Linked DNA regions of Homo sapiens: region 2 is linked to region 1. A link is a loop called in an ENCODE intact Hi-C map of the cell type or tissue named here. Cell type or tissue: ascending aorta. All regions are shown on one strand.

Region 1 (5,000 bases):
TGTAATGAGGTTTATAAATAAATCAAAATTTGTGGAATTAAGATACTAGGATAAAAGATATCAAATATTAACAAAGAATAATCAACATGTTCTCTGCTTTTCTAACAAAAGCTAATGTTTATAATATTTAAAAACCATGATTTCCTTATAATGTCATGAAAAAGCAAATGATATTGTTATTAATGCTTTGGATCCAATGAAGAACACAGGCCCAAAAATAGTGTGAAGAACAACAGACTGAAGAAAACACCCAATGTGCCAAACGCAATGAGATCACAGGGAAGGGGAAGCTGTCCCAGGGGAATGGGGAAGGAGTCATAGAAGAGTCATTCTAGCAGTACTGGAGGCTGAGTTACAGTGCCCTATGTGGAGGAGGTAGGATAGTCCCGGAGAAAACACCATATGCAAAGAGTCAAAACGCATGAAAAGTGGCCAATACTGTGAATGGGGAAAAAGAGGTAATGACAGCAGAAAACCTAGGAGAGAGGTGGTGGCCACACAGTAAAATATATTTTAGGCCATTTTAAGTAATGATCACCAGCTCCCTCTCCCCATCAATTTCAGCTGGAAGACTCAAATAAATGATTTTTTTTAAATCTCCATTTTGATATGGCTATTACTGGCCTTATTGCTTAGAGCAATGTCAAGGTGCTACATATAGCCCTAACATTGTCAATGTCTTCTTTAGATTTGACACACTAGAATTAAAATGAAATCACTCTTAACATTATTTTTGCTAATCAACTCATGTTCTCCCACATTATGATTCAGGAGCTAAGGCTTCTAAAATTACAGACTTCTCAAAGAAGCTAAAAAGAACTTGTGAATAAGATTATGAATGAAATCTAAGAAGACACGTTAAATCTGCTCCCAAGTATAAAAGCCAAAGAATTTATCCATTAGCATCTGAATAATAAGTGCCAACACAGCAAGCTGTCATCTGAAACTCTTGGCAGTTCCTTCCTTTGAGCCCTGATGAAGCAGGAGCCATAAGGTATGGATGTGTAAGGAGATAATTAGAATTCTCATTTCCCCCAGGTATTGTCAGCCCCAAGAGAATAACAAGGTGTTATTATTTTATTACACAGTAAGTTCTACTGTTACATAAACTGTATAACTTCTTACACAAGATTATTATGTATCAAGTACTGATCTCATTCCACTAAGAAAGAAGCTCAACTGTGAGCTGAATTTTTATCTCCTATTCACTGGGTATCCCTAGTACCTAACACAGAGAAGCTCAGTAAATATCCAGTAAATACAAGTAAAAAGAAAAAAAAATAGAAATCAAAGTATCATATATGCACTCTTTCATTTAAGCCCTACAAATTATGGGGAAAATCCTATTACTTTTCCTATTTGCCAAAGGAAGAACTAAGGCTTGAGAAGGAAAATAATTGACCAGAGGTCACCAGTGGCATAACAAAGCCAGACTACTTTAAGCCAGTCTCCTGCTTAACCTCTAGGCTGCCCCTTTCCTATCTACGTGGATTTCCTTGATGACTACACTTAATGCAAATCTCAAGAGGTCTGTAGCATTAGGTTTAGAGAAAACTCAGGAAAGGCTAAGTGAAAGATTCTCAGTAACCCATTAGCAAACTGAGTTTCCAGCAGATTAACACACTACCTATGAATCTTTAAAGTAGAAAATAGAAAATTAGAGGAATCTTAAGGGCAGCAGAATATACCACTCCAAAGTATGTCACAATGTTCAATGACTGTTTTGAGCTAAAGGCAATTGAGAAGAAACAGATACACAAAAAGCTCTCCGCTTTCTCCCTATTTGCCTAAAAGCCAGACATAAATTTATAAAGGTGCCCCTCTTCCCTTCTCTATCAGAAAGGACAAGTAAATCACCAGAGATGACTTCTGACCCTTATCAGTCTAGAGAGGGCGCCAGAGAAACCTCTGTCCAAAGTACACTAACTGCCATTACTTTGTTTACCATTAGTCTCCCCTATATTTATACCTCCCCAGAATGTGTACCCCTAAACACTCAAGGTTCTTTTCCATTATCATGTCCCCCTGTAAACATTCATCATTTTTGGGGGAAGATGCTATATAAGCCATAGTTCTAAGCCACCTCTTTTGAGAGTTACTCTTTCCTTGAGTTTTCTCCCTTATAAGATATACACAAGTTAATGAATCTTTTTCTCTCTTGTTAGTCTGTCTTTTGTTACAAAGGTCCCAGCTAAGAACTCAGAAGGGTAGAGGGAAGATTATTTTCCTCCCCTAAGAACCTCAGAGATAAAGGACAATTTTGGTGGAAAATGCGGTTATTGGAGTATCTTAAATTTTTCTGATTACTAATTTGTTTCTATTTCTACCCTATTATTTTCCTTCTATTAATCTTTTAAAAGCATTTCCCAAATTATATCCAATAACTACATTATTTGGATTTTTCAAAGTAATATTTCATTTCATTAAATCTAAACCAGAGGTTACGAGAGAATGTTTCAAGTAATAATTTTCCACACAACTAGGCCATGACTGCCACCTGGCTGACAGTGATTGCAAGGTGCCATCCAATTGTAGGAAGCTTAAAATATGACAGAAAAATGTGTCTCTAAGAATCCATGGAAAAAGAGAAAGAGCAAGAGAGTATCTCAAGAACAGAAGCATCGTGCTTCTTTTTAAGAGCCTTACAAAAAATGGAGTACTAAGTAGAAGCTCAATAAATATCAATTGAAAACAATTATTGGTTTGCTTTGAAATTCTGCATATGTAGATGACTTCCCTTTTAAAAAAATATTTAATCTATAATATCTAAGGTAAAAAATGTTCAACAGAAAAGTATATCTTTTTAATATTTTTCCATATAAACTGGAAAAAACGAGTCATTTCTAAACTCTTAGATGTGTTGACATTTTATGAGAGACTGTATATTTAAATTAAAAAATAAATAAATAAAATGGAAAGAATGCACAGCAGATAAAGATTACTTCACACAAACATATGACTTAGTGCTTGGGAACCCCTACAAATGCCGAAAGGTTTCAATGGAAAACAAAAAAATAATTTTACTTGCATAGGCTATGGAGCAGGCCCTCACTGTTGGTAATTGTAATTACTGTAGTTAATTTACATACTATTATAATTTATATACTATTTAGTTAATTTCATATTATAGTTAATTTATATACTATTCTATACCATGTGCATGACAAATTAATCTTCATGCACACTTTATCAATATAAATCAACAATAAACAAAACACATCAATATAAAGCTTGATGTCCAACTTGATTTTCTTCAAACGTGTGTGTTTGTATTTGCATCAAACAAAAATAAGGTAGAGCTATAAGAACTTTAAGTTGTCAAAACAAAGTAAAAATGGTCTCTAGTAAGAAAGCAAATACTTTAAAAGGCTGATATAGTGCTAAGGTTATACATGCAAGGACTTTCTCCTTTTTCTGTACAACTTTTGACAGAGGGAGGAGCAAAGAGAATAGTAGAATAAGAATCAAGCATATGAGAAAACAAAAAAGTTTGCGGTCAGAAATTTCAGCAAGGGCACTGACTTAAAAAAACTGGAGAATTATCTACAAAAGATTTTGATAAAACTATATATAACACAAGCTCAAATGGATCTGAATAAATTTTGGGGAATATACCATATAAGGAGGAGTAGGATTAGACACCTTGTGATTAGGCTGAATGGCAAGTGACATGTCAATTATGGAACAGGAAGAAAAACTATCCACAGGCCCATCTCTGGATTAAATATACTCTTTCTTAGTACCATGGGGCAGGGCAGGGCAGGGAGAGAAAGCGGAGAAACAGAACTTGATAAACACCTGTTTTAGGGGCCAAAAAGCAATATAAAAGAAATCACAGCCGGGTGCACTGGCTCATGCCTGTAATCCCAGAACTTTGGGAGGCCGAGGCAGGCGGATTACCTGAAGTCGGGAGTTTGAGACCAGCCTGACCAACATGGAAAAACCCCATCTCTACTAAACATACAAAATTAGCCGGGCCTGGTGGTGCATGCCTGTAATCCCAGCTACTTGGGAGGCTGAGGCAGGAGAATCGCTTAAACCCGGAGGGTGGAGGGTGCAGTGAGCTGAGATTGCACCACTGCACTCCAGCCTGGGCAAAAAGAGCGAAATTCTATCTTAAAAAGAAAAGAAAAGAAAAGAAAAGAAATCACAGACCTAGTCCTTATCTTTGGCTACCAAATGGGAAAATCTCACAAGTCCAAATGGACTGAGTCTAACCACGAAATAATATCACGGATTCAGCCATTACAACTCTCTAGAATTTTCTCATTTCTTCTCCATTAAAGAGCAAAGAGTAGACACAGATGTAAAACTGGACCTGAGTTCCAGTTCTGCCAGTAGTTGAACCTCTGCTCTGTAAGAGCTGTATGACAGATCTGTCTGCAGGACTCAACAAATAAGAAACGTTCAGTATACAACTGTAGCTTTTTAAAAGTCAGTCCTCAATTTTCTCATAGACTTCAATTTTCTCATCCATCTGTTTATTCAACATGTTTTAGCATGCTTGGCATTTTTATGAGCTCGGCATAAGGGCACTGAAAATAGAAATATTCTACCTGCCCTCCAACAGCCCAGAGTTTCGTGGGAGACAGACCATTAACACAAGGTTGTGGAAGAGAAATAAAGGCGTAAGAATAAACCTCAAACTGGCATAGCTTCAGCGCCAAAGTCATTTAGCCAATCTATCCCAAAACTGTTCATAAAAATTGGTATTAATCTAATGAGATAAATAACTCCTACCCATTTCTCAATGTATAACTACCACCAACCATTTTTAATAAATTAGAATATCTGCATAAAATTAATTATAAAATTGATTCACTCTGTCTTTATTTAAAAGGATTACAGACAAGGGGAAAATGCCATATACCTGTATCACAGCCAGAATCTTTTTTAGATAATTTCTCAAATACCCCACTGTTAGCAATAAAAATTCATGGGTCTTATAAAATGTATTAATTTCTAATCATGAGGCCTGTATTTGAGATTTTCTTAATGGA
Region 2 (5,000 bases), 55 kb before region 1:
TCAAATATGAATGTGTGTGCTGACTACTAAATTTACCTATTATATATTTTTAAATAGATGATTGAATGAGCAAAGATAATATGTATAATTCATTTTAAATGTCATTAATTAGATGTCCAAATCATTACGTTTAATATATGTCTATTTAGAAGGAGATACACTGAGTGATTTTTAGAGGCAAGGCTATCAAGCTGACTTTTGAAAACTACGCAGATAATCAAAACTAATTTAGTCTTAAAAAAAATTAAACTTAAATGATTCTTTCTGCATATTGAATTATCAATATATTCCAAAAATTATGTATCATGGATCATTCAATTCCTTATAAAATTATTTTCTCTCGATGAATATTTCTTTCAAAAATTTTCTGCTAAAATAAAGTTATATTTTAAATGATTTGTATGCTATAGCTGAACATTATATAAAACCTAAAAAAAGTTACCAAAAACATTGAAGATTTTTCCTAAATAAGAACATTGCCTTTTGTGTGGTTCATTATTTCTATGGGAACAAATAGTGTTAATTTTCAAATTAGGATCTCTTTACCCCCATACAAAAATCAATCACATTTCTATCTACCAATAATGAACATGTGGAAAAAAAATTTTAAAAACAATGTCATTTATGATCACTTTAAAGAAAAAGAATACTTAGGCAAAAACATTAAAATATATGTACTATATTTTTTAAATATCATTTTATGGTATTTAAAATACCATCGTTCATCAGCATTTTGGTAATTTTTACCATATATTATTTAAAATACTATTTTAAACACCATTTTTTAAAAATATATGGTAAAAATTACCAAAATGCTGAGTCATGTTAGATACAAATTTTAATAGTAATATTTATATACTGTTTACACAGAGCTTATCTAAACATTGAAAATTACACATTAAAAACTCGGTACTTTTAAAAATATATGGTAAAAGCTACCAAAATGCTGATGAAAGAAATCAAAAAAGACCTAAAAAACAGTAATTTTTCAGCAACGCCTAGTTTTTAATGTTCAAGTAAACTTTGTAAAAACAGTATATAAATATTACTATTAAAATTTACATCTAACATGACTATTCTCTTGAGCAGCCATATTCAGTGGCATGAAGCCTGGTGTAACAAATGTCCCACGTATAAATTGAATTGTTCAGTACTTCACACTTCCGGTATTGCTAAGACTTCCATTTTCTTCATTACAAATTGATACTACTTCTTAGTCAAATAAATTTTGTCTAAGCCAAAGGTAAACCATAGGAACAACATTAGGCAATTTCTAAAGTCTGTTATTTTCCTGAAGAAACATTTTGGATAGCTAACAAGTTCCTAGTTATCTTCCCTTTGTATTAATTATGCAACAAAAAGTCACTTATTGGTGAATCTAACAGTTTTATGTATATATACATATATTTTTTGAGACAGAGTCTCTATCGCCCAAGCTGGAGTGCAGTGGTACAGTAATGGCTCACTGCAGCCTCAACCTCCTGGGTTCAAGTGATCCTCCCACCTCAGCCTCCCGAGTAGCTGACACTGCAGGAACAGAACACCATGCTCAGTTCATTTTTAAAATTTTTTTTGCAGAGATGGGATCTCGCCATGTTACCTAGGCTGGTCTTGAACTCCTGGGCTCAACTGATCCATCTGGCCTCCCAAAATGCTGAGATTATAACTGTGAACCACCATGCCTAGACTAAAAGTTATATTATTAATAAAAGGTTATGTATTTCCCAACTACAAGAGTGATGTTTTTGAAAACCATAGTAGTAAAAGTATCTTCAGTTAAAGAAAACAAAAGCTAATGGACAAAATAGGGTTGGCGACAAAGTCATAAAATAAAAATCACATCAGCCCTCAAGGCTGATGTGATTTTTATGTTTTATTGTATACAAAGGCAAAACACATAGATAATGAAATTATAGTTTACCAATTTTAATGGGTCAGAACAGGATCCCAACTTGAACTACCGTAAGCAAAGCAGGTGAATTTATTTATAAAAGTCCTTGTTAGCATCATGGCTTTCTGCAGGTTCTGCCCCTGTCACTCCAAGCCAGAACACGTCTGCAAGGGAAACTGAAATTTCTTTCATATTTCCTAAACAATGCCAGAAAAGCACTTTACCTGGCTAGTTCCAGTTTAAAAATAAAATCCAAAGAACACAGATAGGACTGAGTCATGTGTCCATCCCTGAGCCAATCTCAGTGGCCAGGGGGACCATCGACCTGGACACAGCTCAGGGAATCCACCACTGCAGCCAATGTCTGGGCTATGATGACTGGCAGCTTCCACTAGAACTACATGGTTAGAATGAGAGAGGAGAGGTATTTTTGCCAACAAAGGGGGAGTACTGAGCCAACAAAAAGAATAGCTATCTACATCACTGAGTAATAACAAGCATGTTCTTTTTATATTTTAACAATCTGAAAATAGGATATGTCTCAAAAACATTTGTTGGCCCGATGAAAATCATGATATAGTGTCATTATCCATATATGCAAAAACTGGGTGACGTATCTGGGCCAGGAAACTTTTCAACATTTCAATCAATAAGCCGTTTGAGAACCATCTTAGGAAGGTAAATGAATATTCATATTTCACTGAATCCTTTCCATTGACTCATATGGTAAGATTATGAAAACAATAGCATTGAAACATGCATCTTTGATGACAGCAGCTTGAAGAAAGATCTGGAAGTCAACACTCTATCATTCGTTTAAAAATGCTTCATCGCCAGTGTTATTAGTGGCACAGAAGACAATATTATGTTGAAAAACATGAACATCAACAACTCTCTTGCAAAGTGATTCAGAAGAGTTACACAATAAATGCAAAGTTTTAAAAAATATCCTTCACCATTTTTTTCACTTATATCTTTAAGAGTGCTGTGGTTTCAAATATGTCCACAAATTCCTTGTTTTTCCTCATTTGACACGTAGAAGGGTAGAGTCTAATTTTCTTACCCTTGAAAGTTGGCTTGACTTAGCAACTCACTTCTAACAAATATGACAGAAATAATGAAATGTGATTTTGGAAACTAGGTCATAAAAGACATTTCAGAATCTTTCTCACTTGTTCTCTTGGATCATTTACTCTGGGGAAAGACAATCACCATGCTGTAAGAGTAGTCAACCATCTCCATGGGGGACAAGGGATTCTCCCATCAGCATCAACAATGTGAGTATGCCATCTTGATACTACATTCTCCAGCCCCAGGAAATCCTTCAGATGACCACAGCACCAACCAACATCTTGACTACAATTTCATAAGCGATACTAAGCCTGAACCACCTATGATAACTAGCTCTTGAATTCTTGCCCCAGAGAATCTGTGAGATAATAACTGTTAATATAATAAATAGGCCGGGCACAGTGGCTCATGGCTCTAATCCCAGCACTTTGGGAGGCTGAGGTGGGTGGATCACCTGAGGTCAGGAGTTCGAGACCAGCCTGACCAACATGGAGAAACCCTGTCTCTATTAAAAATACAAAATTTGCCCAGAGTGGTGGTGCATGCCTGTAATCCCAGCTACTCGGGAGGGTGAGGCAGGAGAATCACTTGAACCCGGGAGATGGAGGTTGCAGTGAGCCGAGGTTGTTCCATTGCACTCCAGCCTGGGCAATAAGAGCGAAGCTCTGTCTCACACACACACAAAAAAATTATATGTACACACACACATATATATGAATATACATATATAAGAAAAACTTGCTTATTAAACTATATGTATATACATATATATTTACATATATAAAATAGTTTATATGTATATACATATATATATATTTACATACATATAAAAGTTTAATAAGCAAGTTTTTCTTTCCTGTGGTACATAAAATACTCATGCATCATAAAACTGATAGAGTCTCTTAGACTCAATAAAATGCAGCAATTAATTTCCATTTACAATCTATTGCTTTGTTGTTTTTTCCATTGAGTTTAAAACAGAAATATATACTCTTTCTCCATTCTGCACTTTCTTTCTTGCTGCCCCCCACCTAGCATGCATTCTCTAAATCCTCCTGGAAGCCTTCCCTGATCTCCCTCAGGCAAATTATATACCTCGCCTCTGTGTGCCACTGTATGCAGGACTTATCTATGTCATAAATAAGTGTTATCCATATGTTTATTGAAATAATAATTGAATACTATATTAAGCATTTCTGAATGTCATTTTTCTCAAATAAATTGGAGATTCAGAGCAACACAGAAGATTGCAATATAAAAAGGTTTACCAACCATTAGACAAAAAACAGTAGTGAGAAAAGCTTTTTTATAGTTATCAAATATGTATTTCTCAAAACCTTATTATAGTTCTGCCTATAACCAAAGGAGATGTCTACAGTCAATTCTGTTTTTATACATATCAGCTCCCACTCTTTCACATTATTTTTAATTGTCTTCAATTTTAACTACACATACACAGCTTATATAATTATCTCAAATCTTATATGTATAAATGTGTTCATATCATAAAGGCTTTTATTTATGCTATTTGTGCAGTTTTTGTTTTTCGCTTGCTCTCTCCCTCTCTCTTCTCTATGCTCACACCTTATTCCCTTCCCCAACCCGTCTAAGAGACACATTATAGGATCCCTGCTTCTCCATGTTGATAAACAGACAAATAAATTTTCACCCATACACAGTAAATATGTATATGTGGATTTGTTTACTTCACTTATTTTATTAAAATCACATCAAATAATGGGAACTTTTCTGCATCCTACTTTTCTCCTCACTCAATACCTCACTGAAATTCCAAGGCAATGAGTGCAGCTCTAATTCTTTTTTTTCAAAATGGCATCATATTCTTTGACACATATATGCCATAATCTATAACTATTCAATGATGATTGGGCATTTACTTTGTTTATACTTATAATTCCATATCTATTGTTTTTCTACTAACACTATGGTATTTTATGCCAACGAAAATGTACCTTTTTTTTTTTTTTGAGATAGGATCTCGCTGTCACCCAGGCTAGAGTGTAGTGCTGTAATCATG

What was found. A loop is a pair of places that touch in the nucleus more often than their neighbours do. Peaks named below come from ENCODE experiments on the same cell type or tissue, not always from the same donor. Only the 100,000 strongest peaks of a DNase experiment are listed, where the experiment ranks them.
Region 2: it touches region 1 in a loop (2.7-fold over the local background); 8 of 110 quality-filtered maps call a loop at or near these places.

The regions. Positions count from the first base shown.
Region 1 is chr7:144,784,827-144,789,826 of GRCh38, forward strand. The region is part of intron 2 of TPK1 (thiamin pyrophosphokinase 1); the gene reads right to left. Among named protein-coding and RNA genes, the nearest start is that of TPK1, 49 kb to the right of the region's middle. In ascending aorta, a CTCF peak has its summit at 2,499; a DNase peak (open chromatin) is centred at 305.
Region 2 is chr7:144,729,592-144,734,591 of GRCh38, forward strand. All of the region lies in intron 3 of TPK1 (thiamin pyrophosphokinase 1), which reads right to left. Among named protein-coding and RNA genes, the nearest start is that of TPK1, 100 kb to the right of the region's middle. In ascending aorta, no CTCF peak of the experiment used is centred here; a DNase peak (open chromatin) is centred at 2,230; H3K4me3 peaks cover 537 bases; H3K27ac peaks cover 1,488 bases.